2 separate regions of the Homo sapiens genome follow, and region 2 is linked to region 1. A link is a loop called in an ENCODE intact Hi-C map of the cell type or tissue named here. Cell type or tissue: Caco-2. All regions are shown on one strand. Each heading gives the region's core, and the rest is flanking DNA. Links, peaks and the distances in the headings are about the cores only.

Region 1 (16,220 bases), core at 6,334-11,333:
TTAGGGGCTGCAGTATTTTCTCAGATACAATATTAGGTGGAAGCCCATGACATGAAGCAGGTAAGAGCAGGGCTGTTCTGGCTGGGAAGGAAGTGAGGCGCCTCAAGCACCTTGGTTGCTTGGCTTCCTCTTCTCCTTCCAGCTGTAAATTTGTGGAACCCAGTTTGAATGGATGGCCCTCCCCAGATGGAGTGCCGCCCCTTTGTTTGATTTGGAGAAGCAGCCACTGACCTTTATTAAGCATATTCTGCATGCCAGGGGCCGTCCTCGGCACCTTAAGTACATGCTTACCACAGCTAGGCCCTGGGAAGATGGGGAGACGTGGTTGACTTTGTTTATGACACATCTCCCAGTGGCTAGCTGACCAAGCATGTGTGCAGCTGGAAAATGGCAGAGCTGAGACTGGAATCTCAGCCTCTGTGTAATAGCAAAGCCGGTGACCAGTAGACTGCAGAGATGCCTGTAGGTCCTCTCAATCATTTTGGGGTCAGACCTAAAGGCTGGGCCTCTTTTTATGTTCTCCTCTTTGCCTTTCCATTTAAGGAAGGGGGACAACTTTATGCTGTTATAAAATTTGAAATTTGAAATCAATACATTATAAACCTTTCATCTTTCATAGACTCTGTCCCATTCAGCAAACATATGTTATATGCCTACTCTGCACAGCAACTTTTGTACTCAAAACTGATTGGCGGGTTGACGTGGGGTCAGATCTGCCCACTGCCAGCTTTGGCTAGGCCTCACTTTTGGAAAATACGGCCCATTGGTGCTATCTCTGGTTCCTGGTGTGAGGCTGATCTTTTCAGCCATGTCCACAGGTGGGGAGGGCTCTGGTGGGTGGCCTGGCATCAGGGTTTGGTCATTTCAGTGTATCCTGTGTGTACAGAGCCTGGCGATGCCTGCCCTGTGAACATGACTTACTAGACTAGGTCCCTTCCCCACCCTGCCACTGTCCCTCTCAGAGAACTCACCTTGAGAGACCCACACTTGTTCCGGTGGCGGTGCTGCTGCCCCACTTCCTCTTGGAGATGTATCTTTGGGAATTGGTGGCAGCTCATTCTTTTGATTTTCCTCAGTGGGCCCAAAGCTTTGGCCCAAGGACACAGTGCAAGGTTGTGAATGAGACTGGATATCAAATCAGGGACTATGCTTTTCCAGGAAAAAAAAAAAAAAAAAAGATGAGTCCTCTAAAGTCATGAGACCTGTTCTTCTGGGTTGCTTGGAAACTACTGGAAGTTGCCAGAGAAGAGTTTCAGAAATCCATTCAGGTGACACTGGTGTGGCTGAAATAGCTCTGCAGGCTCCTCAGGGGACTGTTTTGAAGGAAACACTGATTATTTCCAAGGTGGCCTTGGGGTCCTGCTCACAGCTGCTTCTGTGAGGGGAACCCCAGACAGCATCTGTCCCAGGTGCTTCCAGTGACAGTAGAGGGAGAATCTGCAGGAGCAGAGGGGAAGGGCCTCACAGACCCAGGATGTGTTCCCTTGCCCTTAGCAGTGAGCTAGGCCAGCCACCCGGCAATGCTGACAGCAGGGCGCCCTGCTCCTGTTACTCCCCAGAGCAGATGGACCCAAGGTTCCTGAGATTCACCTCCCCTTGGATGTCCCTCAGTGACAGCCCTGCCACCCCAATGCCACCGTGGGTGATGCTGCCCCCTACCTCCTCCTGAATTCACCTTAGCCCCACAGAACCAGGCAGAACACCTGAACAAGGCTTGGCAAAAGCACAGGAATACCGAGGGAGATAAGCCAGAGCACCGTGTGAAAGCCAGATTCAAGTACAGCTCACCCATCTTCACGGGGGGCCTGGCTTCAGCCCGAGAGTCCCAGCCCCTGCATATGACTTTAAGGATGCCAGGAAGCTCTTCACAGGCCAGATCAGGAAAGCCAGCCATGTTATCAGCCTGGAGCGCCCTCTCCTGCCAACGCAGGCTCTGCCTCCCTAACTGCCCATGCCTGCCCCCTTGGCAGATGGCTAACAGGAGCACCTCTCCCTTCAGGGGAGACCGAGGCTGGTGACTCCAATTCCAAAAGGATCTATCTGTGTCTCAGGATATCGCACGGTGGCCCTGCTGGCACCCTGAGACCCCATCTCCCTTCTTCCCCACTCCCTTTCCTCTGGGCCTTCCCCACGCACAGCCTTCTGTGAGGTCCACGCCAGGTCTGGACAGTCTGTGCACCCTGTTTTAAGGGAAGGTTTTAACCGTGCGTAGTCACTGCAGACAGACTTCTCACCCTCTGGACCCTGGGACATTCTCTGGGAGTGGGCGTCCTGGTTTGGGCAGCAGTGCTGTGTTGTATAGGAGGGTGACATTCCAGGTTCCTCCCTCCCAGCACATTCCTGATGGTCACTTGGGGTGGCCTCTCTGTCTGCAGTCCCCACTCCCAGCCAGATGATAGGCAGTGGGGCAGCTCTGGTCATCCAGCCATCTGGCCTTGGGTTCCTCCTGCTCCAGAATGACGGCCATCTGGCCCCAGGCCTGTCTCCAGCTGAAGCTGCTGCATTGCAGCCCCCTCAGCACCCCCACCACTTGTTCCCACTGGTCTCTGACCCTCCCGAAAAAGATCAGACAAGCTCTTGGGTCCTTCTCTTCCCAGGAGGAGAGAAACCCCGAGCTGGGGAAAGGCAGGGTGGAGGAGATGGCTCCAGCCTGCCTCCCTTCAGAGGCTTTATTGCTCACTGTGGGCTGTGGCTGTCCTTGTGGGACACTCCCCACTCTCCTCCCCCTCACATTCTTCAGAATCACTGGGCCTTTGCTTCTCACCCCATCTCTGGAACTGCCCGGCAAGGATTCTTTTCCGTGCTTGAAGAGCCCCAAGCGTGGTCTGTCCAGGTTGAGGTTTTCCTGTAATTCTCCCTGTGGCCAAGGCTCCCTGCAGCCTTTCCACGGGGACCTTATTTTTGGCTGAATTCCCCAACGCGATTCCTAACACCTGCCCCTTCCACCTGGAAGCTCTTCAGCAGCCACTTAGAGCAGAGACGGCTGCCTCGTTGACGCAGAATTCCCAGACTCCCTTCCAAGGCCACGCCACTTCCTGAGACTGGGCCCTGTCATGTCACTCTTGTCCCCGCAGCAAGGACCCAGACATGCTGCCCTCAGGTCCTTCTCTCGGACATGATTTCCATTTCCCCTTCTGGAACCCGAGTCTTTCCTTCATCACAGCTGAGCTTCTGCCCTGGCAAAGCCCCATTTCCTCCCTCCTTGATGTTGGGAAGAGCTCAGGGTCTTGTGACACCCTCCCCGCCCCACCCCATGGGGTGCTGGAGAGGCCTGCCCTTCCCCTGCATGGTAGCCCTTCAGCCCAGGCTCTGAGTCACAGCCTCCCAGATGCCAGCTCCCAGAATGTCCACACCCCACGGGGACGTACTAATGACCTCAGCAGCCACAACCCAGGGGGAGGACATGGGAATCCTTCCAGCAGAGCCCCTTCACCCCTAAGGCCCTGCCTGCTGCTGTCATTCTGTGGGTCTAGAGAGGAGGGACAGAGGCCGCCCCACAATGGTATTGTCTGTTCTTTGGTGTCAGGAACCTCACCTCTGAGGCAGCTCTAGATTCCAGCCAGTCCTACCAGGTGTCCCACCACTGATCTGTTCCAAATATGAAATCTCCCTAGGCAGGGCCTCAACGGCATCAACCAAACTATTTCTTTGGCCCCATGCTGTCCCTTCCTAGCTCTGGTCACCCCATAGCCACTTGGGCTCCCTTTGCCTGTGCACTCCCTCGGTTTAGTTCAAAGACACCGTTTTCCTCCTGGGAAAGGCTTGTGCCTGTGCTGGCCACAGAGGCAGCTCCTGTCCCTTTCAGGTCTGACTTGGGACACAGAAACAGCTCCAGGTCATAGGGCAGAGGCAGTCTGGACCAAGATTACCTTAGATCCTCTTCATCAGGAATCCTTTCCCTTCTCTTCCCAGAAAGTCTGGAAGCCAGGAGCCAAAGGTTAGGATGGCAGGCTTCGGCCAGAGGTGATGCCTAGGAAGGGCCTAGAAGAACAGGGAGCATGTGATCTCAGGAAGATAAAGCATTTGTCTTCATGCACAGGGACACTGCTATGCTTGGTGGGTATTTTCCCTGCCCACGGACATCCCAGGTCCAGGTGGCCCCCGCACACCTTTTTGCCCCATCTGCAGCCATCACTGCCAACTGGGCCTGGCCCTGGGCCCTGTGAAAGCCTGTGCATCTTCCGCCTCTTAATTCCCACCACATGGGTCCTTGATTGCAGGCCATAGAGACTTGCCCCTTGCCTCCCCCAGCCCTTCTGTTAGTAGCTCCTAGAGAGCATGGCTGGCTGGTCTCCCTCCTGGAGCCCCTGCATCCTGTCACAGCCTGGCTCCCAGAGATGCCCCAGCCATGCCTGATGGGGACAGTAGTGAAGGCAAGAAACTGCAAAATGAAAACAGACTGGCCCAGAGACAGCAGAGGTCCCATAGAGCACACCGTCCTGGGTGGGGATGGACGACCTCTGCACCGCAGTCACTCTCTGACAAGGCACGCTTTCCAGTTCCGCTGAACCCCGAAGGCTGTGCCTTTTAGTCTCCACCTGCCTCCTCCAGTGCCAGCCGAATGCTGACCACCTTTGTGCCCCCACAGCTGCCTGCTCTCCAGATAAGCCAGCAGCCTGGCTTTTGTCTTCCCTCTATTTTCTTTGTAGTCCTCCCACTCCTGGCAGCTCTGGGAACCCTATTAAGATAATGTAATGGCATTAGCAGTGGTAGCAGGAAGAGTGTGTCTCAAACCATCGGGTTACAAGAAGTCCAGGTAGAGGCTGCTGGGAAAGCATTATCCTGATTGGGAGCCTTTCTGGAGGCCACAGACCTCAGGCCAAGGCCCCACAGCCCTTTTCTTTGATTCTGGGAATGAGCTCATGAGGACTCACATGACTTTCCCGACGATGAGCTCTCCAGGCTGAAAGGAGGCATGTAGACCGAGGCTTGGGTGCATATGTCCTTGGCTGTCCCTGATGCAGAGAGATGGAACGAGATGGCAGACAAGGGGACCAGGGCCAGAGGGGAGCATGTTGGATTTGTAGTCGGAGAGTTCTGAAATTGGCACCACTAGTCAGTCACCAAACGCGCAGTGAGCCTCCTCTCTATCTACATTCAGTGTTGTGTGTTGTGCAGAGTACGAAAGAGCATCCCACAGGTTCTCATCAAAGCAGGTACCAGAACTCCATGCCACGTGCAGGGAGGAGTGCTGGGAGGAGGAGGGCTGGGAGGAAGAGGGCTGGGAGGAAGGGGCACCCTGGCTCTGGGCTTGGCCTTCTGGGAGGGCCCTAAGGATAGAGCATCAGTGTCCAAGCACAAGACATGCACACACGGGGAAGGAGCCAGGGTTTACAGGGCATCCACCCTGTAATGTGGTGGGCTGTGCACTGGGGGACCGGCAGTCCAGTTCATACCTGCAGGTGTTCAAAGATGCAGAGTTGCCCAGAGTGTGGGGCAGCGTACCATGGGGGGCAGGCAGGAAGCTGGCAGAGGAGATGGCAGTGAGCTTGTGAAGAGCCCAGAAAGCCATGCTAAGGGGTAAGTGAGCACACAGGCCATTGGACAAGGGGGCCTTGGGAAGTTTTAAGTGGAACTGCCAGACCTCCATTCCTACAGAGAAGTAACTAAGAGCTCAGCTCTTGAGATTCCAGCTAGAACATATTCCAGCTAAACTCACGCTGCTTCCACAGGCAGATTGAATATGTGAAGCAGCAAGGAAGCCAGCCAGCCAAACAGACTCCAGAAGGAGATTTGGCAGAAGCCCATTACCCAGATGCATACACTCATGGAGCACTAGAGGCCCCAAGGATGCAGCCCAACCCGCATTTTAGAGATCAGGAAACTAAGGCCCAGACCAGGGAAGGGAACTGATCTAGTTCTTGGAGTGTGCCCGGCACCACCTCCAGCTCCAATGCACGTCACAGTATCCACAGGAAAGGTCAGTGTAAAGAAGGAGGCTGTGTGGCCCTAGAACACCATTCCCTCTTTGGTCCTTTCTTTCCTTATCTTGGAAGTAATTAGATCAGTGTTTTCAAGGTCCTGAGAAGTGTACTGCTAATAGTGTCACTTACTGGGCCCACTGACTCAGACCATGAATCAGAATGTGGTAAAGTATGCCTGGTAAACTAGATGATCCTCTGAAGTTTTTTCCAGCACTGGCTTATCATGAGCTTTGCCTACTCTTCCCACCCCTTGCCCCCATTCCCACAAATGTCTCCATTAGGGAAAGCTCCTGCCTAGGGCTGAGTTCCTCCCATTGGCATACCCCAGTCTTCTGGCCACAGAGGCAGAAAGCTGGCTACCGGTGCCCTCTCTTGATTGTTCTGGTCTGCCCTTTCTGCAGCAGTCCTCTTAGGCCTCAGGTTGGGAATCCCTGCTGTGAAAATCCATCCTTTCTCATCCCCAGAATAGCTTACAAACAAACCACAGCCAGGTAGCCCCCCAGGTTCCTTTGCCCCCACCAGCTGTATACCTTTGGGAAGCTCTTAACTTCTTTGAGCCTCCTTTCTGCCTGTGTCCAAGTGAGGAAATTACACCAAGTGTGTTGAATCTAGCTCACGCAAACCCAGATTCTCTCCATCTGCCCTGGACAATGGGAAGTGATGTCTGGTCCTAGGTTTAGCTCTGCACAGAGAGGTTAAATAACTTGCCTAAAGCCACCCAGCAAGTTGGTGGTGGGTCTGAAGCTACAACAGGGACTCCCAGACTCCTGGAGGGGCCCTACCTCTATACCATATGCCTCTGAATAATGAATTCCCAGGGTCAATGAAGTCATGTATTTACCTGCCCATAGCAGATGTTCAATAAAAGGATATCGTAGGCACCTTCTCAGCACTTCTTACATCCTTGGACCAATTGCCACAAAAATGGGACTTCTTTTAGATACACTAATGAGAAGTTTGGGAGGCATTTGAAGATTTACCACTTATATTGTCCATTGTTTGAGAGTGACCCTAAGGGTCAGTGCTACTAATTATGTGTAATAGTGACTTAAAAAAAACCTACCTGGCCAGGGGCGGTGGCTCACACCTGTAATCCCAGCGCTTTGGGAGGCTGGGGTGGGCAGATCACGAGGTCAGGAGATCGAGACCATCCTGGCTAATATGGTGAAACCCTGTCTCTATTAAAAATACAAAAAAAATTAGCCAGGCGTAGTGGTGGGCACCTGTAGTCCCAGCTACTCAGGAGGCTGAGGCAGGAGAATTGTGTGAACCCGGGATGCGGAGCTTGCAGTGAGCCAAGATCGCACCACTGCACTCCAGCCTGGGTGACAGAGCGAGACTCCGTCTCAAAAAAAAAAAAAAAAAAAAAAAAAAAAAACCTACCTTGTCCGGGCACAGTGGCTCACGCCTGTAATCCTAACACTTTGGGAGGCCGAGGTGGGCAGATCACAAGGTCAGGAGTTCAAGACCAGCCTGACCAACATGGTGAAGGCCCGTTTCTACTTAAAAAAATACAAAAATTAGCCGGGCGTGGTGGTGCATGCCTGTAATCCCAGCTACTCGAGAGGCTGAGGCAGGAGAATCACTTGAACCTGGGAAGCGGAGGTTACAGTGAGCCGAGATCATGCCACTGTACTCCAGCCTGGGCAACAGAGTGAGACTCTGTCTCAAAAAAATAAAAATAAAAATAAAAAAACCTACCTCATAGGTTGTGGTGAGGAGTAATGAGATGATGCATTTAAAGCCCTGCTTAGCTGATTCTGAGCTGAGCCCTCTGCCAGGCCTGGTGAGGGAGCCCAGCCGACCACCTAGCATCAGTGTTTCCATCAGAGCCTGGGTGAATTTGTGGAGGCCCAAGACATATCCCTCAGGACTGGGAAGTTGCATCACTCCAGGGGTACAGGCACCCGACACTTCCATTTTCACAGTCACAGTGCTGTGGTGAGAAAAGAGGCCTTGACTCCCGGGCCTGCCATGACCCTCTGGGTGAGTTTGGCAAGTTCCCCAGCTGGGTCTGTTTGCCCACCTACATAGTGGAGGCTTTGCCTAGACCGGTGGTTCTCAGTGTGGGGTCCACGGACCACCACCACCACCAGCATGTGGCAACTGGTTAGAAATGCAAATCCTTTGTCCCTCTCCCCTATCCCAGACCTACTGATCAGACTCTCTGGGAGTAGGGCCCAGCACTGTTTTATTGAGTCCTGATTATGGTTCGAATGCATCCTTAAGTTTGAGACCCACTGGCCTAAATGGTCTCTGAAGTCCCTTCCTCCTCAAAAATCCAATCATCTAGGTGAAATCTGGGTTACAGAGACCACAGCATGCTGGTAGGGGGTGGGATATCACAGCAGAGTACTATGTAGCCTAGGGGTGGCTGGTGGGTTTGAAAAAAGGCAGGAGCAGTGGGATGTGGAGGGGAAGAGGGTGACCCCACTTCCCTTCTCCTCACTCCCAGGGGCTCTCCAGCCTTCCTGTGAGCACAGGTGGGAGGACTGGATCTGTCCTCTCTGATCCTCCTCTCACAGTGCCTGCCAGTATTCATGGGAATGTCCTTTTCTCTCCTGCTCTGCCCCTGGAGAACCATTTTGAAAATGAGAGCTGGTGAGACCTCTAGTGGCCAGGAGACACCAGGAGCCTAGGACCTGCACCTGCTGTCCTAGGATTACGTTAAACAGGGTTTAAATCTGGCCATCTTAGGGAGGACACCTGGACTCCACATCTGTTCTAACCTCAAAGCAGAGCCTGAAATTATAGGCAGATGCTCCACCCAAGCCACACCTGCAGGGAGGAAGTAGGAGACTAGACACAGAGCTTCCTGGCCCCTATGGCCCCACTGGGGAAGGCTGCGAATTATCCCAAGAGGAATTCTTGCAGCCCAGCTGCCTATACCTCAGCCACCTTAAGCTGGTTTACCCAATGCTCAGTGTTTATGAAAACAACCCCCTGATATCAGTTTTCCTGTCAAGACCACCAGGAGGTGTGTGGAATCTAGCTCACACAGACCCAGGTTCTTTCCATGAGCCCTGGACAATGAGAATTGATGTCTGGCACCAGGTTCAGCTCTGGGCAGTGAGGTTAAGTAACTTGCCTGAAGTCACCAGCAAGTTGGTGGTGGGTCTGCAGCTGGCGCAGAGGCTCCCAGACCCCCAATAGGTGCAGGCGCCCCCACCCTACACCATACCTTACCTGTGAATAATACCACTTAAACCCTGCAAAGTTTTGCCCTAGATTAGGCTGCATTCTTTTCGCACCTGGCTCTTTTGTAAACCCTGAAATTGTCTACAGACAAAGAGGAGAGCCCAAGGCTTAGGATAAGAAACCACCATGCAGGAGGTTTGAACAAGGTGTGCCCAAGCTTCTATAGCCTCCCAGATTAGTGCCAAACACAGACAGATCTCAATAGCCCGGGGGCTGGGATGGGACCAGGGACTTTGGGCCAAAGCATATAGATGAACTGGAGGGAAAGCATAAGGTTGCCTGGAGAGAGTGGGTATGAGATTAAAGTGCAGTCCAGTATCAGCAGAAGTCGCTGCACTATCCGAGGACTAAGGTCAGAAATGCTGACTTCTGGCGAAGTATCTTCCCAGTATGTGAGATAAACCCCTAATAGAGTGGGAGTTTCATGACTCTGAGCTCGGGTATAAAAGGAGTTTGGGGGAGTGGGGCTTTCAGGACACTGCTTTTTCCGCATCCCTTTAATCCAGGTGAGTAACCATACCTGTCTAAGGTGGGGCAGCAGTTGAGGGTAGATCTAGCATGAGACCTATTTCTGGGGTTTGACTCCATGGCAGTAGGGAGCCTCGGCTGGTTCTGGAGAAAGGGGGAGCAAAAGGTTAGGAATGGCTCCTGGTGTTCCCTGCGGGACTGACCCCCAGTCTCTGCATTGCAGGCAGGACAAGCTGAAAATCCACATGCGGAAGCACACAGGGGAGCGGCCCTACCTGTGCATCCACTGCAACGCCAAGTTCGTGCACAACTACGACCTCAAGAACCACATGCGCATCCACACGGGCGTGCGGCCCTACCAGTGCGAGTTCTGCTACAAGAGCTTCACGCGCTCTGACCACCTGCACCGCCACATCAAGCGCCAGAGCTGCCGCATGGCACGGCCCCGACGCGGCCGCAAGCCTGCTGCGTGGAGGGCCGCCAGCCTGCTCTTCGGGCCCGGCGGCCCGGCCCCCGACAAGGCGGCCTTCGTGATGCCCCCTGCGCTGGGCGAGGTGGGCGGCCACCTGGGCGGCGCAGCTGTGTGCCTCCCGGGCCCCAGCCCCGCCAAGCACTTCCTGGCAGCGCCCAAGGGCGCCCTGAGCCTGCAAGAGCTGGAGCGGCAGTTCGAGGAGACACAGATGAAGCTGTTCGGGCGCGCGCAGCTGGAGGCTGAGAGGAACGCGGGGGGCCTCCTGGCCTTCGCGCTGGCCGAGAACGTGGCGGCGGCGCGGCCCTACTTCCCGCTGCCCGACCCTTGGGCCGCCGGCCTGGCCGGCCTCCCTGGGCTCGCCGGCCTCAACCACGTGGCCTCCATGTCCGAAGCCAACAACTAGGCTGGTCCCTGTCGGCTCCAGCCCACCAGCCCTCCAGTCCTTCTCCCTCCAGGCCCACTCTACCCTACCCCATGGATCTGAACTTTTCATTTTAAAAACACAAAGGGAAAATGGGAAAATAATAATAATACTATCAGTGATGGCATTTTCCCGGGCTCCTAAAGCAGCTGCCTCCTTTTGCTGGTCTGAGACGGGCATCTTTTCCCAAAAGGCCAGGAGCCCGGGCCTCCCTCCCTGTCTCTCTGGCTCTCATATAGAAACTTGCACCGGCCCATGCCACAAAGAACTGGGTGCCCAGGGGCACTTAGGAGCTGGGTGAGTCATGAGGGGTCAGGGGGTGGTTGGCCTGGTGCCCAGCCAGCCACAGCAGGAGGAGGTAGGGGCTGGGCATGCACCTTGGTTAAGCCCCACCCCCTATGGCAAAGTCTCTGCCAACACTCCTCTGAGGGCTCATTTTCCAGTCTCCAGTGGCCCCGGGGTCTTTTTGAGAACTACCCACCTGCCACATAGAAAGAAATGCTCTGTTGGCAGGGAGGCCTCCTGGAACCAGTCAGGAACCAGGCTCTGGAAGGCCCGGGCCATTTCTTCCCTGACCTGTCCTGTGACCTTGACAGGTCAGCCCTCTGTAGCTCAGTGTCACCTGGCTATGGAAGGGGCTGGTAACTGAGGTTTCCGCCCTCCACCTCTAAACACATACACACCTATCCCCCCAGAGAATCACAGAGATGGTAGAAGCTTTGTACTCCCCAAGTCCATGGGGAAACAGTTTATCTTTCTGGACTTAGTTTTATCACATCCAGCTCTATATTAGCATATTAGCATAGGTGAGAAATATGGCCAGACTAGACAGAGATCAGGTCATCAGGGGAGCTTCCGAGCTTCAGCAAAGCCCACAGGTAGCTCTGCGAACTCAGAATGCTACCCTACCTTCCCTGCAGGCCGCTGTTCATGTCTGGACTCCTGGGGGCGCTATTTAATGTTTACCCCCATCTCCAGTGCCCCCTCCAAGGCTGTGCAGTGTCTTGGGGCTCTCAGGGCCAACATCGAAGAGATGGGGGCCACCTCTTAACACCTGGCAACAGTCTCCCCTCATCCTGATTCCTGACAACAGACAAAACACCGGTTTCTAGGGTTTATCTGTTTGTTTTTTGAGTTGAGGGTTCCTCAGGGCCTTGGCATTGCTAGTGATGGTCCCCTTTGCTGTGTGAGAACCCCCTCAACCCCTTCCTCCTCCCTCTGGGGATGAAGTGGGAGTATTTGGCTCCCCATTTTTGACAAAAGGGCTCAGTGCAGGGAGGTGGAGGCCTCTGAGGTTTGAAGGGCTCTGTGAGTTAGAGTTGTCACATGTTCTCCTGGTTCTTGAATTTGCAGCAGGTCCTGAAAAGGAAGGCTCTGCTGGCCCCGTGCCTTCCTGACCTTCTCTCTCCTTCCCTCCCCTCTCTTTTCTTGCCAAGTTTGCTTTGGTTTCTGAGCAGCCCAGAGAGGAGGAGGGTTCGTCCCCAGGGAGAGCCCAGGGCTGGAGTCCCCAATCCCTGTGCTATGGGCACAAAGAGACTTCAGCTCTTCCTGTTGCCTTGGCTTTTTCCTGAGCAAAAACACAACAAACAAAAAGGCCAGAGAAGAGCACAGACTCTGTCCCTCTCACAACTCTCCAGAAGAGACCCCCTGATTCTTCACACCACCGGATGCCACTCCAGCCAGCAGGATTGCTACACACACCCTCTGTTCTCAGAAGTCATCTGCCTGGGCAGCCGCCTCTCAGATTCCTGTCTTCGTTTCAGACACTTTTCTCTGAAGCATGCCCATGTCCACCAGCCAACGTGCCCCCGTGTTCCCCCCCATCAGCCAAGTGATTGGGGCTGAACCAGACTTTAAAAGAGAGGAAAAAAAAAAAAAAAGGAAACATGAATAAATTGGAATCCAGTGGTGTTGGGGCTTTTGTTTTTATTTTGTAAAGGTGATGACTTCTTATAAACTCAATTTTTCAGATGACTGGTTAGTTCTTTCTGTTTTTTCTTGGCTGCAGTTTGGAATTGTACATTGTAAAATATCCAAAGATGTTGAGTACTGTATGATCAAGAACTTGAAGCAAATGGGTTGTGGGGGGAGGGGTGGTTGTGTTTTTGTTTTGCTTCAATTTTTTTTTTTTTTTGATGTTTCAATTTCCCTGTCTGTCTGTGGGAGAACTTTGGAATTTTTTCTATTTATAACTCTTTTTTTATGTGATTGCTCTACGTAAAATGACACTCAACAAAGTTTGCCTTAGTGATTCAAGGGACAATCTTCCATAACTTCGGTCGCACGCCACATCCCGCCGAGAAAAACTCTCAGCTAATTTTCTGGCCTATTTATTAAACAGTATTAATTGACTTGATTAAATTATATTGAGAGTTGCACTTCTGTGAGATGTGACTTCTGAAAGTTCACAGGACAGCAACAAGCCAGTCTTAAGGTTTTTAATTGTTGGGTGTCATAAACTTAAAATAATGTCAAAGACACCTTAACAAAGAAAAAAAAAAAAACCTTTGACCCTTATTTTATACTTTAAAGGACAGTGTTTTGAGTAAAAGTGAGCTATGCTTGCTTAATGACCTGGTGAGATTGATTCCCCCTTCCAATTGCCGTTTCAGTTATCTGGGGGTGTTGCATGGTAGGGAGGGCAGAACTCAATTCTCAGTAGTCTCTTACATTCCAGCTTTGTAAGGCATGGTTGGATCTTAAGCTTTGCAGCACCTGTGGGCCTGAGTGCGAGGTGTGCGTGTGTGTGCGTGTGTTCACAAACGTGTGCAGCTACACCCCAGGATGTGTGAGCAAGGGAAGTCCTGCCAGTTCCCCAGCCTGGCATCCGGAATGGGCTCCGGCTGGCCCTGCTGCTATCTGGGTCTCCTTCCTCTCACTTCCCGGTGCTGGCATCGGCCTCCTCCTTTCTTCACCTGAGCCTCTTTCCCAAAGAACATTAGATCCTAAAAGAACCTAAGGTAAAGGAATATACTTCTGTCATTGAATGGAGTCAGCTCTACTTACAACCCACAGCCCAGACTCTTGGTAACACTGTTCTTCGAATTGCATTTCTGGAAAACCAAGGGTCAACCCAGAGCCTCTTTTCTATTTTTGATTCCTTTCTTGCTGTAGTAGGCAACGTCTATGCAGCGTTTCTTGGTACAGAGAAAAGAACAGATCCGGGTTTCCAATTTAGACTCCTCCAAGCTGTGTGTCTTCAGTCTAATCACCCCTCCACTCTGGTCTTCCCTTCCCTCACCTCTAGTAATAAAGGAAATGGAGTAATCAGAGCTTCTCGAAGTTCTCCATCTAAACACCCCTCAGCAGAGGGGGCCAGCTGATTGGCAAATTGGGGGCAGAACACTAAAGAAATAGCCCAAAGTAACCTATCTGTAGTGTAAAACTCTGAAGTCTCCTGTTTTGGCTTTGAAATTCATGCTTCTGCATTCTATTACATAACATTTGTCTTAATATAAAAACATCGTTTTGATCGACTTGCCAGTTAAGTGACTTGCCTTTTCCCCAGAATCTTCTAGTGAAGTCGAACTGTTCCTTGGCCACCCTACAGCTTTGGGAGGCCCCAGCCCATGGCTGAGGGCTCAGGGGTAAGCATAGCCCAGTGCAAGAAATGCAAGGCCAGCTGCTCGTCAAGATTCTGCTCAGCTCGGCCATTCTAGGATCATGTGGTCCTCATTCTGGGGGTCAGTGTCCACTGAGTGACATAGGTGAAGATGGAGAAGGGGAAGGGAACTGGGCCCAGTGGGCCTTGACCCCTGGGTGCTCCTGATCTCCTGTGAGTAAAATCTCCTTCTAGCCCTGGCCAGGTGGGAATTCCATGGAGCCCGGCCATGTGTGACCTGCACCCTGGGACCCCAAGGTGCTAAGGGAGGTGGGGTCCTGACAGCAAAGGAGCCTCCAGTGGAGGGAAGAGGGAGTGAAGGAAGGAGGATGAGGCCTCCGAAGACAGGCCAAAGAAACCTGTGCAGCTTACCTGGAGAAGAAGTCTTAAGGAATACATGAACAGGCCTTGGGACTTCAACAGGTGTGTTGGGGAGGGGAAACTTTCACCAAAAATTTGGCCAACCCAAGCCAATAGGAGAGAGATTGCAGGAGGCAACTGGGTGCCCAAAAAAAGGAAGAGAACTTCCTAACATCTGGAGTTGCCCTAAAGAGGAACGAGGTCCCTCGTGAAGGAGTGAGCTCTCAGTCAGCACAAGAGTTCAACACTGCCTCTCAAGAATGTTGGAGACCTGGCGCAGTGGCTCAGGCCTGTAATCCCAGCACTTTGGGAGGTTGAGGAGGAAGGATTGGATTGCTTGAGGCCAGGAGTTTGAGGTTCCAGTGACCTGTGATCACACCACTGTACTCTAGTTGGGGTGACAGAGCGATATACCCTGTATCAACAAAAAAAAAGAATACTGGAGAAGAGAGTCTCTAGGGTTCCTTCCATCTAATTTGTGAAAAGGTGAATACATATCCACCATATGACCATGGAAGAAGAATCATGCCAGAAGGAGTTGGGTGACGAGTGAAAAAGAAGCACTGGGCAGGTTCACAAAACTCAGCGTGGTGGCCCAGGGCTGCTGACCCCATTCTCCCTAAACCAGTCACCTGCAGCAAGTTGGGGCCAGAGAAGGGGACTCCATAGAAAAGCCGTGGTTCTTATTTAGAGCCCCCAAACATGTGACAAGAGAACAGTAAAGACCCAATGGGAAATAAGACCCTCATCTCAGGCCTTTATCTGACCCAGAGTCTGCCCCTTCCTGAAGAACAGAGCCCTTTACAGACCCCACTCCTCCTTTCCTGGGGCCTGGACAGCTTTTCCTCCCTGAGGGAACTCTGAGCTTACTGCAGAACAGGCAACCAGCATGTAAAGGGCACTTCCGGAACAGGGCACAGCCGGGTGCCCTGTACGTGGCCCTTCCCCTCTGAGAATGGGTGAAGTTGGGACTTCATAAGGGCAGCAGGGTCAGTGCCCCAGCTAGAAGCATGAGCCAGCGGGTGTGGGGGGCCCTATGGAAGGGAAGTGCCAGGCAACACTCATGCCAAGGGACCTCCAAGGACCTGGGACATCCTGGGACAAATTCCAGAATGAGGAGGTTTGTATCCAGTGAATTTCCCTCCCCAACTCCCCTGTGTCCTCCTTTTCTCTGCTCCTAAGTCCTTCTTCCTAACACAACTACCCCTCTGGGTGTAGACACCCTTTCTCTCTGCCCTCCCCTCTGTCCAAACCTGCCCTGAAAGGAGTCATCAAATGTGAACGTGATTCAATGGCTCCCTCTCCTGGCCTTTGCCACCCTGCTCCTCATTCAAGGTGGAAAGAAAGGCCCCTCGGCAAAGCACTGTCAGATTGCCAGCAGCAGACAAGCCTGGTTTCTCTGGGCAGAGGAGCCTTGAAACTGCACCCTTGAACAGTTACTGGCCTCGCAGCTCCCGCCCATCCCTCCTTCATCCCACTTCCTGGCTCAGAAAGGGATGGGGAATGTGGGACCTTTCGCTCCTTTCAGGTTTGAAGGCTGAGGACTGAGTCAGACAGGAATTTCCATAAATTGATGGAAGGAGGATTCCCTGGGGAGATCCTGCTCCTTTTTCCTCCTTGGCACACCCTAGGCAGGGGCTGCTATGACCTTGAGTGGCAGTGCCCACGTGGCCTAAACCAAAACGTATGGGTCCAGAAAGGGCCTGACATATAAAAACAAAACATCTCAAATTTGCCCTGGAAAACCTGGAACCTGGCCACATTATCTGCAGCCAG
Region 2 (16,220 bases), core at 5,052-10,051, 430 kb before region 1:
TACACATGAGCCAGTTCCAAAGCCACTTCTACAGTTTTAGCATTTGTTATGGCAACTCCCTGCTTCTCAACACAAAAATCTGTCTTAGTCATCTTGGGATGTCATAATGAAATACCATAGATGAAGTGGCTTAAGCCACAGAAATTAATTTTCTCACAGTTCTAGAAGCTGAAATTTCAAGTTCCAGCTGATTCAGTTTCTGGTCAGGGGCCTCTTCCTGCCGTACAGATGGCCACCTTCTCACTATGTCCTCACATGGACTTTCCTTGCTCTCTGTGTGTGTGTGTGTGTGTGTGTGCACGCGTGCGTGTGTGTGTGTGCACGCATGCGTGTGTGTGGAGAGAGAGACAGACAGACAGAGAGAAAACGTCTAGTGTCTCCTCTTATAAGGACACTAATCCTATCAGATCAGGGCCCCACCCTTTTGACTTCATTTAACCTTAATTACTTCCTTAGAGGCCCTGTCTCCAAATGCAGCCACACTGAAGGTTAGGTCTTCAACATATGAATTTGAGGAAACACAGACATTCACATTATATCATGGATTTATACTGATTCAAGAGTAATTGCAAATGGTTTGATCGGATGGTCGGGTACTTGGAAAGAACACGACTGGAGGATTAGAGACAAGGAAGTCTGGGAAAGTTATGTGGATGGAACTCAGCATGGGCAGACTGTGAAGATCTTTCTGTCCCATGGGATTGCTCATCAAAAGACATCGTTTGCGGATCAGAGGAGACTTTCAGTAGTCAGGAGGACCAAATAATACACTCTATCAATGTCAGTCAACATCTTTTCCCAGCCACCCCAGGGCTTGCTCAATGGACTCAGGGATAAACTGGTCATGGCAGTGGAGATGGAGCTGTGCATAAGCCCAACAATGTGGATGTTCCCTTACCAAGGCTGACCTGGCTATAGCTAAGTGAATGCTTAACTTGCCAACTGCAGAGATAAGCACCAACCCCCAATATACCACTCCCTGAGGGGACCTGTCAACCACCCCGTGGCAGGTTGATTACACTGGACCTCTTCTCTCCTGGAATCGGACAGCAATTGTTCTTGCTGGGATAGGCACACATTCTGGACAAGGATCTGGTTTCCCTGCCTGTGATGCCCATGCCTGCCCTTCACCACCAGTAGGCTCACAGAAGAATGCCCCATCCATCTTCAGAGCATTCTCAAGGGCATTCTGATTAAGGAATGTGTTTCTCAGCCAAGGAAGTACAGCAGTGGGTTAATGCTCTTGGGATTCATTGGTACTTCCACATACCCTATCGCCTGGAAATAAATGGTCTTATTGAAAGGTGGAATAGCTTCTTGAAGACCCAGTTGCAGCACCAGTTGGAAGGCAGTGTCCTGAAACCATGGGGTTCTGTGTCACAAGGTGCAGTATGTCCTTTGAATCAGAAATCATTACATGACATTGCCTTCTCCATGGCAAGAACTCACGAGTCTGGAAATCAAAGGGTAGAAGTAGAAGTGGTTCCTCTCTCCCTTACACCTAGTCACCCACTTATAGAATTTTTGCTTCCCATCCTGGCAACTTGGAGCTTTGTTGGTTTGGAAGTCTTAGGTCTGAATGGGAGAATGCTTATATCAGGGGACACATCGGTAGGATCATTGATTGGAAGATGAGAATGCCCTCCAGCTATTTTGGGCTATTTATACTATGGTACCAATTAGAAGAACAAGGATTTCAGCTTTCGTTTTTTTCTACTGACAGGAGCGATTAATTCCAGTTACCGGGGGAAACTGGTTTGCAGCTACACAATGGGGCAAGGAGAGTTATATCTGGAACTGAGAAGATTCTCTGGGGAACAGGAGAGTTTGGGGAGGGATGGGCAAGGGCAGCATCCTTAGCTCATGACTTGATGCCACCTACTCTGTTGACACCATGAATGACTCAAAATTAGGCCTGTCTCTGTAGCCATTTCTTTGTCTCTTTGACATGAGCCGGGTTCAGGATTTCCTGCCTCCAGCCCCAGCCCCGGCTCTTGGGCACCCTAGGTTTGGCCTTCCATGCCATGCTGCTTCACATGGTAAATATTGATGCTGCAGTATTTACAGAGACCTTCTTCCCCAGGACCCTCCTCCCCTGTGATCTATGCTTTCTCTTTCACTTACTCAAATTGAGCCCCACTCAATGTGGTTTCTGTTTCCAGTAATTTTCCCTCAGACTGCAGCTCTTTCCTTCTGGAATGAATTGTTTGCCGGATATTTCTGAGACTCTCAGGAATTTAAACTGTTCCACCCTCTCTGCTCCACCCAGATCCAGGCCCAGTTATCTTCACTGTGAGCCCCTGGGACTCCTCTTCCCTGCTCAGGATGCGCTCAGCTCTGATCAGGGTGTTGTCTTCATCTTTTGGGGGTGAGAATTTGTGGGTGACTTTTTTATTTTTGTGACCAAGTCCTGTTGTTGCTGGTTTGGCGTATTTGTCCATGTCCTCAGGTTTGATAGGTCTCCTGTCACCTAATTTGGTTGAAGAGGTTAGAGGTTAGAGGTGGGATTTTTGTTGTTGTTGGCTGAGGTGGTGGGTTTTTGGGGGGCTGCATCCTATCTGCTCTACTTGGTTGTCAGGAGAGGTTATAGGGAGATTGGGAAACCTACTGCCACCATGACCACATTGCCCTTGAGTTGGATTCTTAGTTGATTTTCTTTCTAAGGCCCTAATATATAGATTTTAAGGCTATGAATTTATCTTTAAATTCCGTTTTGGCTGAAGTCCACAGATTTTGGTAGATAAGGCTCTTATGTTGCTTTATTTTTAAAGATTGGTTCATTTCAGTTTTGGTTTCCTTTTAGACCCATGATACCTATTTTCTTTTTTTTTTTTTTTTTTTTGAGACGGAGTCTCGCTCTGTCGCCCAGGCTGGAGTGCAGTGGCGCAATCTCGGCTCACTGCAAGCTCCGCCTCCCGGGTTCACGCCATTCTCCTGCCTCAGCCTCCCAAGTAGCTGGGACTACAGGCGCCCGCCACTACGCCCGGCTAATTTTTTGTATTTTTAGTAGAGACGGGGTTTCACCGTTTTAGCCGGGATGGTCTCGATCTCCTGACCTCGTGATCCGCCCGCCTCGGCCTCCCAAAGTGCTGGGATTACAGGCGTGAGCCACCGCGCCCGGCCCATGATACCTATTTTCTAGATTGTGTTTTCCTTGGAGGTAGAGACGACATCTCTGTACATGGTTGTGTCTTTTGTAATTATTTAGTGTCAGAGCAGTAGGAAATGCTTGATATTTTTTGTTGTTGGAATGGAATGAAAATAGTGTTACACATTCCTGTTCTCTATCTGGTCCAGCATACAAACGAGACACAGCAGGAAAGAAGGAGTATTTAACATAGTACATCTGGGGTTCTTGGATCAAAATATGTTGTGATACTTCCAATTTAGGGTTAATTTGCCTAAGTATTATCTTTTTGTGGTGGTAACTCTCCCCCAGGAATATTGATTGGAATAATACATCTCTTTCTTTCCTTCCTTTCTTTCCTTTTCTTTTCTTTTCTTGTCTTTCTCTCTTTCTTTCTTCTTTCTCTCTCTTTTTTTCTTTCTTTTTTAACACAGGGTTTCCTCTGTCACCCAGGCTGGAGTGCACTGGTGCCATCTCAGCTCACTGCAACCTCTGCCTCCCGGGTTCAGGCAATTCTCCTGCCTCAGCCTCCCATGTAGCTGGGATTACAGGTGCCCACCACCACACCCAGCTAATTTTTATATTTTTTTGGTAGAGACAGGCTTTCATCATGTTGGCTGGGCTGGTCTCGAACTCCTGACTCAAATCTGCCCAACTCGGCCTCCCAAAGTGCTGGGATTAGAGCCAGCCAGCCCGGCAGGGATAATACATCTTTGAAGGATCAGCATATATTAATCAAATTGCCTTCCTTATAGCTGAATGTAACGTCACTGAGGGAATGAGAGTTTGGATGCCGATGAAGAAGAAATATTTTTGAAGCGTGGTTCAAAGCTGGAGAGGGCTGACTTGAGGAGCAGGAGTATCTAGAAATGTTTCCTAATCCTGACTACATCTTAGAATTCTTTGGAGGGGAGTGGTGGTTTCTAAAATACACCTAAGAGATTGTAATTTAATTGATTTCAGGTGGGGCCTGGGCACTAATAATTCAGAGGATGGAAGAAAGTAGAACAGCCTAGACTTAAGTGTATCCATTTTGCAGTTTTTTTCGAAGAGCTAGCGGTGGAGATGGCAGCTGCCTGGTACAGCACTGCGCCCTACCCATGGAGCATCTGAAAAAGTGGCAATGCATTCCTGTAGGTACATGGGAAACCAAGTGGCAGGAAAGGGGGCTACTTGGCAAAGATTGTTTGATAACACTGTGGGCTGGGCAGGAGCACTGAGCAGCAGATGGAACAGGAAGAAGCTTGCTGCAGTAGCCCAGGGAGAGGCAGCTTCAGCCACAGGCCCCCTGGGTTAGATTTTCTCCCCTTCTGCAACCTAGAGTGGCTCCCCTTCATGCTATTCCCAGGGCTGGGATAGCAGTGGCTGGGGCTGTTGTAACAAAGCACCACAAACTGGGTGGCGTCAACATAGTAATGTATTGTCTCACAGCTCTAGAGCTAGAAGTCTGAAATCACTGTGTCGGCTGGATTTGGGTTCCTCCTGAGGGCTGTGAGGGAAGGCTCTGTTCCAGGCCTCTCCCTTTTGTTTGTCAGGGGCCATCTTCTCTGGGTCTCTTCACATCATTTTCCTTTCTGCATGTTTTTTCCAGATACTCCCACACACACACTTTTTTTACAATCTTTTTTTTTGATATGGAGTCTTGCTCTGTCGCCCAGGCTGCAGAGCAATGGCATGATCTCAGCTCACTACAACCTCCACCTCCCAGGTTCAAGCGATTCTCCTGCCTCAGCCTCCCATGTAGCTGGGATTAGAGACACACACCACCACACTCACCTAATTTTTGTATTTTTTGGCAGAGAGGGGGTTTCACCATGTTGGCCAGGCTGGCCTTGAACTCCTGACCTCAAGTGATCTGCCTGCCCTGGCCTCCCAAAGTGCTGGATTACAGGCTTGAGCCACCGTGCCTGGCCCAGATTTCCCCTTTTTATAGGGACACCAGTCCTATTGGATTAGGGCCCATCCTAATGACTTTATTTTAACTTGATTCCTTTTGTAAAAATCATGTCTCCAAATAAGTCACATTCTGAGGTAGTGGGAGTTCAGAATTCAACATATGAATTTGAGCAGGACAGAATTTAACTCATAAGAGTTGACAAAGCCAGGTCTCTTTATTTCTTTGTTAGTACCTACAAATCACCAACACAAAATGGCTGCGTTCCCTCCCTAGGAGTTCTGACTGGGTCTTCCGGACTGACTTTCTGCTCTCCACAAGCAGCTCTCAGTTGATGCTTTCTCCTCTCTTACGCTGCCAAAATGTGTCCTGTAACCATTTCCAGTGTAGTCACATCATTCTTTTTTTTGTTATGCCCAATAGCTGAGTGACCTGGGTGGTCCAAAAATTCCCCTGAAGTCTTGTGACCTGGTCACGCAACACAGCCAGCAACGGCAGCAACCGCCCACCCTGGGAAAATCTGTCATTCCAGACTGCTTTAACTGAATCCTAGTTCATACACTTGTATGACTATGTATACCTGGAATTGCCCTTAGAGACTAAATATCCTAGAGGTGTTCAACCAGTTTTCACAAATACACTGTTTTTAGAGACAGGGTCTCAGTCTCTCTCCCAGGCTGTAGTGCAGTGATGCCATCGTGGCTCACTGCAGCTTTGAACTCCTGGTCTCAAGCAATCCTCCCACCTCGGCCTCCTGAGTAGCTGGGATAGCTGAGACAGCTGAGACTTCAGATGCACACCACCATGCCTGGCTAATTTTCTTTATTTTTTGGAGAGGCAGGGTCTTGCTATGCTGCTTAGTCTGGTCTTGAACTCCTGGCCTCAAGTGATTATCCTGCTTTGGCCTCCCAAAATTTTGGGATTATAGGTATGAGCCACCATGCCCAGTTCAAATAATCTCTTTTATTCAAATGAACTATTTGGTAAATCCTCAATGTAAAACAGGTAAAAAGAAATGAATGGACTAGGAGTTCCCATTTTTGTAATTTGTGGATGTTGCATGACTGTTGTGGAACCAATGGAGTACTTCCATGGAGCCCCGAGTTTCTCTGTCTCAGAGAAAACTGCAGATCTCTCCAAACTCCTTGGTTTGCAGGAAAGGAAATGGAACCCAAAGAAATGAAAAGAACGAGCCAAAAGCACTCACAGAGTGGAAGATCCAATGGGGAACTCTGGTATCTTGAAACCTAGACTAGTACTATCACAAGGGCCTGCCTCTGGCAGTCAGGACCTTAAAAAGAATGAGTTTACCATTGTTTTAGAAAGTATTTCTCGGCCAGGCGCGGTGGCTCATGCCTGTAATCCCAGCACTTTGGGAGGCCAAGGAGGGCGGATCATGAGGTCAGGAGATCTAGACCATCCTGGCTAACATGGTGAAACCCCATCTCTACTAAAAATACAAAAAATTAGCCAGGTGCAGTGGCGGGCGCCTGTAGTCCCAGCTACTCGGGAGGCTGAGGCAGGAGAATGGCGTGAACCCGGGAGGCGGAGCTTGCAGTGAGCTGAGATGGCGCCACTGCACTCCAGCCTGGGCGACAGAGCGAGACTCCATCTCAAAAAAAAAAAAAAAGAAAGTATTTCTCAAGTGAGTTCTGGACAGCATCTTGTAAGTAAGTATGATTCCCAAATAAATTCTGGAAAAGCTGTTCTATAATTCTCCATAGCTAACTCTCATAGCATATTAGTTGTACTTAAGGCTCAAAGATGTCCTGCAGCACAGAAAGCCACTTATCTTTGCTTATTCCAGTTTTTCCAAAAGTCTTAAAAAACAAAAACAAAAAGGTGTTACATTTTCCTAGGACTGCTTGCACTCTGCTTTGGAGCCCAGAAGAGTCTTCTCTTAAGATGTGAATCTCTACAGGGAGCAACTCAGTCATGCTAACAGTGGCTGTGAGATTTCAGGTATCATGACCTGCACCATTTCCTTTGCCTGGGAATTGCTGGCCAGCATCTCTGGCAGGTGCAAGGATGGAGGCAGATGAGCGAGGAATTGCAGTGTGGTAGAAATGAATGGTGCTGTCTTTAAATTGCCCCTTGGAGTTTTGTACTTCTTGTACCTTTTGGGAGAAGAGTAGCCTTCAAGAGCCTGGATGTGGCCAGTGGTCTGGGAGAGATTTCCTAGCCTATTCTTTCATTGTTTTGCCTCCTTTCTCTAATGCATGCCTACTTCCAAATCCTCCCTTCAAATGCTTGCTCCTCTCCATTCCTGCCAACACCTTTCTGAGCCTCTCATCGTTCTCCAGTGACCTCCAGGCAGAGCACTCTAAGGTCCGTCACCCTTATCTTCCCTGGACAGTTGGTGTATGTAAATGTGATTACCAGAATCTTTTGCAAGGATGAAGTTCCAACGCTCCAGCATGAGAATTTCCAACACTCCTTTAGAGTCTAGGAATAAACAAACCCAATTAAATTCACAGCCACCACCAGAGGGCACAGTGAGACTCATGCAGGAGTAAAGGATGTTGAATAGAGACTGCAAAAACTTACTCTTGAAATGCATTTATTTATTTATTTATTTATTTATTTATTTATTTATTTATTTTTATGTTCATAGCTGGTTCACATAGTCTTAGAAACAGGCAAAGTTTGAATCTAAAAACTGCAGAGTGAAATACTGTAGCTTTGGTCATTATTCGTGACTTCTTCATTACCTTTATTCCAAATTCAGTAGAATTCTCTTATAATTAGACTCATGCCACACCACTGCAGTTGTGCCCTGGGGACCTAATCCCAGCCTTTCATAGATGTGCAGGCAGAGTGTTCACAAGAAGTTCCCAGCCTTGTTCTCACAAACATGAATGCTAAGGAGGACTCCTTTATAATTAAGTTTCAACTATAAAGCAGGGCTGGGGAAAAATACGGTGTACAGTAGAGGCTGTTCTGGGTTGGCCTTCAGAAAATGGGACTCTGACTCCAGCTCTGATATGATTAACCATGTGAATCTCTGATGTAACAACAGTGAGAGTGGATGTTCATTGAGAACCTACTGTATGCCACCTACTGTGTGCCACCCTGGCACCTTATAAATATTATCACCATTCTTATGATAAAACTGCGAGACAGATATTTTCCCCTTTATTTAACAAATACGAAAACTGATGCTCAGAAATATTAAATGATGTGCTTAAAGACACACAGCCAGCAAGTGATGGAACCATGAAACCATTTCTAGGTGTGTTTGGCCATAAACCAGGTGATTTTTCATTACTTACACTTTTTCCACTTTTTGATGTTTCAGTTTCTGTACATTCTTTGTAATAAAATTCACTCCTGTCTTTCTGCTTATTCAGGCTTGGCTAACTGTTGTCACAATCTCAAACTCTCAGAGGTTGAATAAGATAAAAACCTTTCTTGTTTATGCATAAGTCCAATGCAAGTCAGACAGGGGCCTTTGCTCCAGGCAGTCATTCAGGCACCCAGTTTCCTTCCATCTTTTGGAGCTGCCATCTTCAGAATGTGGCTTTCAGGGTCTCCATGGATCAGAAAGGAGAGTCATATGAGAGATTTGTATGTGCCAGGCCTGGAAGTGGCACACATCACTTTCCATTTGTCTGAACTAGGTAATCCAGTCCTAACCTAATGGCAAATAGATTGGGAAATAACGTTGAGCCCTGGGTCCGGGAAGAAGAAGAGAAAATGGATATTGATGAACCTATCCCTCTCCACATCCCTATCTCATGAGATTGTGGTAAAGATAAAATAAAATAGTATCTGTCAGAGTACTTTACCAACAAGAGAGATGTGATAGTTTAAGCCTGGAGGGAAGGAGCTGTCAGAGAGAGATTGCAGATGGGGATATACATGAACAGCGATTATCATGGCCCAGTAAAGAGCTTGATCTATGTCCTGGGTTGAGGAATAAGGAAAAAGAGACTAGAGAAGCGTCACTCATCTCCCCAAATTTATGTAAGCCTTTCACTCTTTGGCTCACACTCTTATTTCTAGTATTCATTCATTTATTCACTCATTTATTCTCCAAAAAATTGTTACAATATCCTGGGCATTATGCCATGTGCTGGTGTGTGTGTATGTGTGTATGTGTGTGGGTAATGCCTCACGCTAAAGAAAATCTCCCTCTGGAGCTGGTGTCAATTCTAGGAAAGATGCATTGCTGTCTGCTCTAACACAGAAGCATTCCAATGTCATTGACTTGTCACCAGTTTGCTAGCTGGTGTACATGATGAAGGATGCCATTTCAAGGACTCAGCAATGGTCTTTTTTGCTAGTAGGTTGGGTACTCAGCAATCACAGTAAATAAATCAGAATCCCTGTTTTAGGACTTTTGTGTAAACTGTGTCCTTGTTACCTTGACCACTCTCTTCAAAGACACATTGAACAAATACTGAGATATCTGAGGGGAGAGATTGGATGACAAACGCACAGGATGGGCCACCCTGTCTAGATGGTGACTGAGAACCTCAAATGTGTATATGGCCTTCAGTCATCATTAATGTGTGACCCAAAGATCTATCCATGCACTTGGTGCCCACTTCCATAGGTCTATCTGCATTCTGCTTTCCCAGATTTCCTCAACTCTCATCTTCCAGTCTGTTCCTTCCAGGCCATTAGCCAGCTGGCTGAGCCATCTAATCCTACCATGAAGGAGTACACATCTATGCCTCAGGCCACATCCTTCCTCCACGTACAGCATATGATCAAGTATACTGGTTCCAGCTTGTCCCATTGGAAGAACCACCTCTTACCATTATCCTTCAGGGTCACTTTTGTTTGGGGCAACAATGCAGCAACAATCCCATTAAATCAACACTGAGTTCAGTGAGATGTCGGGTACTCCCAGGAGGCTATAAGTGTGGATCGATTGGGAGTCAGCAGTGCAGCAGAGAGGGGTGAAATGGGAGTCTGGACCATCTGTTTAAATAATTTACTTAATCTTTCTGGACCTGCTACAGGTTAGATCCAAATGTATCACTTCTGTTGCATGATAAATTACTGTTACATGTTTCCAAAAGTAGGACTCTATAGGTTAGATAACACCAACTCATAATGGAAACCAGACTGCATAGTAACAGGGTGCCCCATGGTCAGCTGCTCTGTCTCCACTAGGGTCCAGTAGTATGCCAGGAGCTACTTGCCAAACAAGATGGTTCTCTCCAGTAGTGCATGGCCTTATTCCAGAATCTGAGGGCTCTGTGCTGTGACTCTTCTATTTAAGGCTGCCACATCCTTATCCATTGCAGATGCCCCTAGCACACTGGATCTGTTGGTCACATGGCCCGAGAAACAGAATACCTGGAACCACAGCTTGGATTTGCTGCCCACACTCAACACTGGTGGCTTTCTGAGGCATCAGGGAACTGGGAGAGAAGTTTATACTATGTTGTCTTCAAAATCTAAAGAAACTGCAGCATGATGTCTCTCTTTAAAAAAAATTTATATGATAGTTTTATTGTTCAGATAATATATAAGATAGTATTATGGATTAGTATTTCTCAAATAAAAGAATATGATCTCTCTTTTACATTTATTTTATTTTATTTTTTAATTTTTATTCTGGGTTCAGGGATACATGTGCAGGTTTGCTATATAGATATGCTAAGTAAAGGTAAACTTCTTTGGTCTCACTCTACTGATGGATTGCCTGAGGCCGTGTTGATCTGCCCCAGTAAAGCTCCATATCCGGTGGCATGTGCCTGTAGTCCCAGCTACTTGGAAAGTGAGAGAATCACTTGAGCCTAGAAGTCCAAGGGTTCAGCCCAGGTAACAGTTAGACCTTATCTCTAAAAAAAAAAAAGAAATAAAAAATTTATATTTTGACCAGCAGCTGAAATGGAGTATTAAGCTTGCAGTATCCACTGCCAGAGGTGAGCTGATTGGGAATACAATAGGGACCAATACCTTCATCTCTCATATCTTGAATGGTAATGCTAATCTCTAAAATTCCTCCAGAAATGTGGCATTGCTTCTAATTTTTCTTGGAGGCTAGTATTGGGGATAGGAAAATGTCAAGAGCTTCCATTTGGCCTTTCAAGGGCTTCCATTTCTTCTCATAATAGTTCTCACTCCACAAATCAGGCCACTACTGTAAGGGATCTACCAGCTGGTAAGTATATGCTAATTATATCTATCCTAACTATATATTTGGGCACTGGGGAAATAACCACAGGGTGGGTTTGCAGATGCACTGGATCTTCTGTGAGAATGACTTTTGTCAGCACTTAGGGTTCTAGAATTCCATTCATAATGGGCTCTGGGTCTGTGAACTGACTTTGAGGCATAGGCCACAATTTTCCTTTGCAGTGGTTAATGTCAGTCTTCATTTGCCAGATTGAGATATTTTCTTGTTTGTATAAACCCAATAGCACCCTAATTGGTTGTCTACGCAACTCACTCCTTGGACTCTGTAATCTATTAATTACTGTCATAGCCCTGTGAACCAAAGCACTCTGACTGAACCTACCACTCTGGCTTGCTGCCTATCAAGTAATTATGTTTGCAGTGTGTGCCTTTGAAAGCCACCACTGAGCTTCTCCAAGATGCTGGTATCTTGCTCACCAATGCGCTTTCTAATGTCTGAGTGAAAAGTATGCCCTCTGGGTAGTAGGTTCTTGGTCTAAACATAAGAAGTCCCTGTATAATATTCCCAGTTCCCTGAGCCTTCTATTCTCTTCCTCAACACTATGCCAAAGTATTTCTGTGGTCTCCACTTTTTTTCTGTAGTTCCTTGTGGAGTCAAGGCCTCAGATATCCATCCTGGCAAACTATCCATGTGTTCTTGATACAAAACTAAATTATGAGTCATAAATGAGTTATCCCATGTCAACAAATACCCTACTATCCAGCTCTGTATTCGCCTCCCCTCTTTGGGCTACTACCCTCAATATTCACTTTATGTTCAGCAGTTCTTGCTAGGGTTTGTAACTCTTTTCTTATCTAGACAGTTTCACCCTGAAACAGGATTTTGCATCTGCACTTGAGCTTGCTGAGACCTGCCTCTGGCTCTCAGTCTGGAGAGAATGAGAGGTGGTGAAGGTTAGCTTTTCTTGAGGAGGACGGGCATCACCTTGGGAAGCCACTGCTTCAGGTGAGATTATTATACTGTACAACCAGCAAGTAGAGTCTAGTCTTCTCTGGCAAAGGTGAAGGTGTCACATCTTTGGGGAAGGAGGGCTTACAGGAATTTGGAGTTTCTAGATGCTCAGCTTCATCCACCTAATTGTCTCCATCCCAAGTCTGAGATTTCTACATTTTCCCTATCAGGACCCTAACTTGACATAGCATACTTGCCAAGGCTATGCATTTCATCTTCATGGCAGCTCCAAAACCCTTAGAATCAGATTCTGAACCTGATTTTCACACAGTTTTCCCTGATGTTGCAGGAAACAAAGACCTCCTTTAATATTGCCATAGAAGTCACCTGGCTTTTAGAGCCATTAATCAACTTCCTTGACCCTATCATTTATTTAAATGTCTTTAGTGCTGCCATTAGTAGCCATCCTAGTCCAAAAGCCTCATAGGTGACATTGCTTCTGTATTAGTCCATTTTCATACTGCTGATAAAGACATACCCGAGGTTGGACAGTTTACAAAAAAAAGAAGTTTAATCAACTTACAGTTCCAGGTGCCTGGTGAAGCCTCACAATCATGGCGGAAGGTGAAAGGCATATCTCACATGGTGGCAGACAAGCGAAGAGGGCTTGCGCAGAGAAACCCCACTTTTTAAAACCATCAGATCTTGTGACAGTTGTTCACTATCATGAGAACAGCATGGGAAAGAACTGCCCCTATGATTCAATTCCTCCCACCAGGCCCCTCCTACAACATGTGGGAATTCAAGATGAGATTTGGGTGGGGACACACCCAAACCATGTCAGCTTCTATACTGGTTGAAGGCCGTGGCCACTTAATCTTCCAATGCCTTGTCTTATGCCTGACCTGCACTTTATCCCAATTAACTACAGTGAAAATTGAAAAAATCACAAGTCTACCAAATGCCAAGGAGTTGTTACTGGCCATGTACTACCAGCAATGGAATACCTATTACTTTAAGACAAATGGGACATTCAACTCATAATTCCATCCTGATAATTGTTTTCTAGAATCACTCTTGGATGCAGAGCTTTAAGCAAGGATTAAAGTGCTGACACTGTATTTGCAAGGCATAAGAACAGGGAAATAAGCGTGGAAAAAAAAGGGAAGTGAGGCAAAGATACATGTAAAACAATGCAGTGTGTTACTGTGCTGGCCACTGCTTCATGATTAACCATGAGGAGGCATGTGATTCAATTGGCATGTGTGTTCATGCTGCATGGTGGATTTTCTCTAGAATTTCAAGGAGAAGCCAGTTCTCAGAGTTATCCACAGAAGGGAGAAATGAAGAGACATTTATTTTGTAGCTCTATTTTGTCTTCCATTTCTTAGCGGGTGCTAACACTCTTATCTTACATTATTTTGCTCCATAGCAGGTACTCAGAAAGCTAGAGGCCATGATCTAAGTGTAGCAATTTAGCCAAGTCTAGGAACAGAGGACAACTTGGTGTGGCAAATGGTATGTGTTGGTCATGTAGGCTTGTGCCTAATCTAGATTCTTGCCAGCATGGGGAAGTTGTTACAAGCAGTGGCAGCAGCATGGTTCAGGCAGAAATGTGGGAAGGAAGCCAGGGATGGTGACCCCAGAAAGCCAAAGTCTGTGTCAGACACATGATGCTGTGTCAGACACAGGATAACATGGACAAAGCAGGTTCATGTTACCCATTAAGACTTGCCTCACAGACTATCTAGCCAGCTCCAATTTGGGGCTTTACACATTATAAATTGGAACTTAAGTGTGCTAACATTGTCCATGCAAGCACTCATGTGTGCCCAGTTTTATGTAATAGCTCTGGTCCTGAAAAATATGGAAGAGCTCATGTTTCAAGAAGCCTGGTAGAAAACTGTTTTGTGAAAGTGTGGATTTCTTTGCCAATGTGAACAATAATGTTCTAATTTGGCAATAAGAGGAGTTTAGTTTCAACACAATAAATTTGAAGTTTCACACAACCCAATGTTGTATACTGTTCTAAAAAGTCTAATTTTAGCCAGGCACGGTAGCTCATGCCTGTAATCCCAGCACTTTGGGAGGCTGAGGCAGGTGGATCACTTGAGATCAGGAGTTCGAGACCAGCCTGGCCAACATGGTGAAACCCCATCTCTACTAAAAATACAAAAATTAGCTGGGAATGGTGTTGGACACCTGTAATCCCAGCTACTCAGGAGGCTGAGGCAGGAGAATCACTTGAACCCGGGAGGCGGAGGTTGCAGTGAGCTGAGATCGCGCCACTGCACTCCAGCCTGGGTGACAGAGGGAGACTCCATCTCAAAATAAATAAATCAATAAATAAATCAAATAAATAAATAGTCTAATTTGTTATTTGCCTTGGCCAGATTAAATTGTTACTCACTAGGGATAAAGCTAATGGCTTCTAGATATAGCACAGTCTCAAGCGAAGTTGACGGGCATGGACTTTTCACACGAGATGGTTCCTGGCTTGCAGCTCTAGACCAGGTTTTGTGGAGATCCTCAGGCCAGGAAAGCAACAGCAAGTTTCTTAACCTCTCTGGCTCCCAAGTGACTCTTCATTTTATTTCATGGAACAAATAAGGAAATATATGGAAAATTCTAATCAAAAATGCCAGGTACATATTATTATTTTGTCGTTATTGAGATAGAGTCTTGCTCTGTCACTCAGGCTGGAGTGCAGAGGCACGATCATAACTCACTGCAACCTTCACTCCTGGACTCCAGTGAAAGTTCCCTCCTCAGCCTCCCAAGTCGTTGGGATTACAGGCATGAGCCACCACACCCCGCATTTTGTTTCCTTTTTTTTTTTTTTTTTTTTGGAGACGATGGTCTTGCTGTGTTGCCCAGCCTGGTCTAGAACTCCTGGGCTCAAGCGATCCTCCCGCCTCTGCCTTTTGAGTAGCTGGAATTACAGGCCTGCACTACCATGCTTGGTCCTGGTACAGATTATTATTCAATATCACTTCTCCAGCATCAGTTTCACTCTCAGTAGACTCAGGTGCTGGTCCAGGTAGTAACAGCTAACACCCACTAAGCACTTCCTCTGTGCCGGGCACCATGCTCAGTGCTATAGGCGTTAAGCCCCTTTGAATCCTCATAGTAACCACGAGCTGGGCATTTTTATTTATCTATCAGAGAGCGCGAGTAACAGGCTCTAAGTCTGGTCTCTGGGATTCTGATGTTCTCTTTCCACCCACTGTGCTGCTTTGTTGGATCTTAGAGGGTCTCCCGACTCACTGTCGGCTTTAGCATGCCCTGTGATCTGAGAAGAGGGGAGGTGAGACACTACTGGAGGGGCACCGGGGTGATGGGCCAGGTGTGGAGATTGCCTGCAACTCAGTTCCCACAGCCTGGGGGTCAGCTGAAAGGAAACCCACAAAATATGTGTCAGTGTTCAGCCCAGGGACTCCGTTTTGGGGTGACAGGGAGCTGCCCTGCTGGGATTATCCCTACACAGTCATTTTAAGGAGGTTTCCAGCAACAGTACTCAAAGCTAACAGGGTATGTAACACCCAGAAATTACAATTTACCAGAAAATCCCAATCCCTGGGCATATTCTTCACAGTAGAGGTGTATTCAAAGGCTACTCAGCGCAGTGGGCATCTGACTCATCAAGCTCGCCCCGCTAACCAGTGCCCGTCCTTGTCCTTGCCTATCAGACAGCGCAGGGGCCAGGTGGGCCCAACTCCTTTTGCTTTCCTCTGGGTCAGGAGCCAGGGCGTCAGCCTCCCTGGGGGGTGACCATCATCTTCTGCGTTGGTTTGTGTTTATTGTGGGGAGGAGGCTGAAGGAAGGGTCTGGGCTGCAGGGGCCTGTGCCGTGGGATCTGATATTTGCCCTTGTCCTGGACATTCTCCCTTTCCCCTAATGAGCCAGCGTATCATCAGTAATATAGATGCAGAGCCCACTCCCTGGACTCACAAACCAGTAACTCACTCAGCTTCTCTGTGCCTCAGTTTCCTCATCTGTAAAACAGAAATCGCCACAGGACCGACTTCTTAGAATGGTGAGGATTAAATGAGCTGAGCTAGCAGAGAAGATTTAGAATATTTAGTGTCTGTCAAGTGAGCAGGGCTGTATACATTTAGCTATTATTATGCCATACCTTAGGCTCCTTCAGG

Evidence for each region. A loop is a pair of places that touch in the nucleus more often than their neighbours do. Peaks named below come from ENCODE experiments on the same cell type or tissue, not always from the same donor. Only the 100,000 strongest peaks of a DNase experiment are listed, where the experiment ranks them.
Region 2: a loop joins it to region 1, with 7 times the contacts of the local background. A loop is called at or near these places in 13 of 110 quality-filtered maps.

Annotation. Positions count from the first base shown.
Region 1 is chr18:48,023,505-48,039,724 of GRCh38, reverse strand. It overlaps ZBTB7C (zinc finger and BTB domain containing 7C), which reads left to right. Exons shown (of 5, transcript NM_001318841.2): 5 at 9,814-13,053. The coding sequence ends at 10,465. Among named protein-coding and RNA genes, the nearest start is that of SMAD2, 100 kb to the right of the region's middle. In Caco-2, for the core only: no CTCF peak of the experiment used is centred there; a DNase peak (open chromatin) is centred at 8,514.
Region 2 is chr18:48,456,693-48,472,912 of GRCh38, reverse strand. No RefSeq gene overlaps it. Among named protein-coding and RNA genes, the nearest start is that of ZBTB7C, 55 kb to the right of the region's middle. In Caco-2, for the core only: no CTCF peak of the experiment used is centred there; a DNase peak (open chromatin) is centred at 7,504.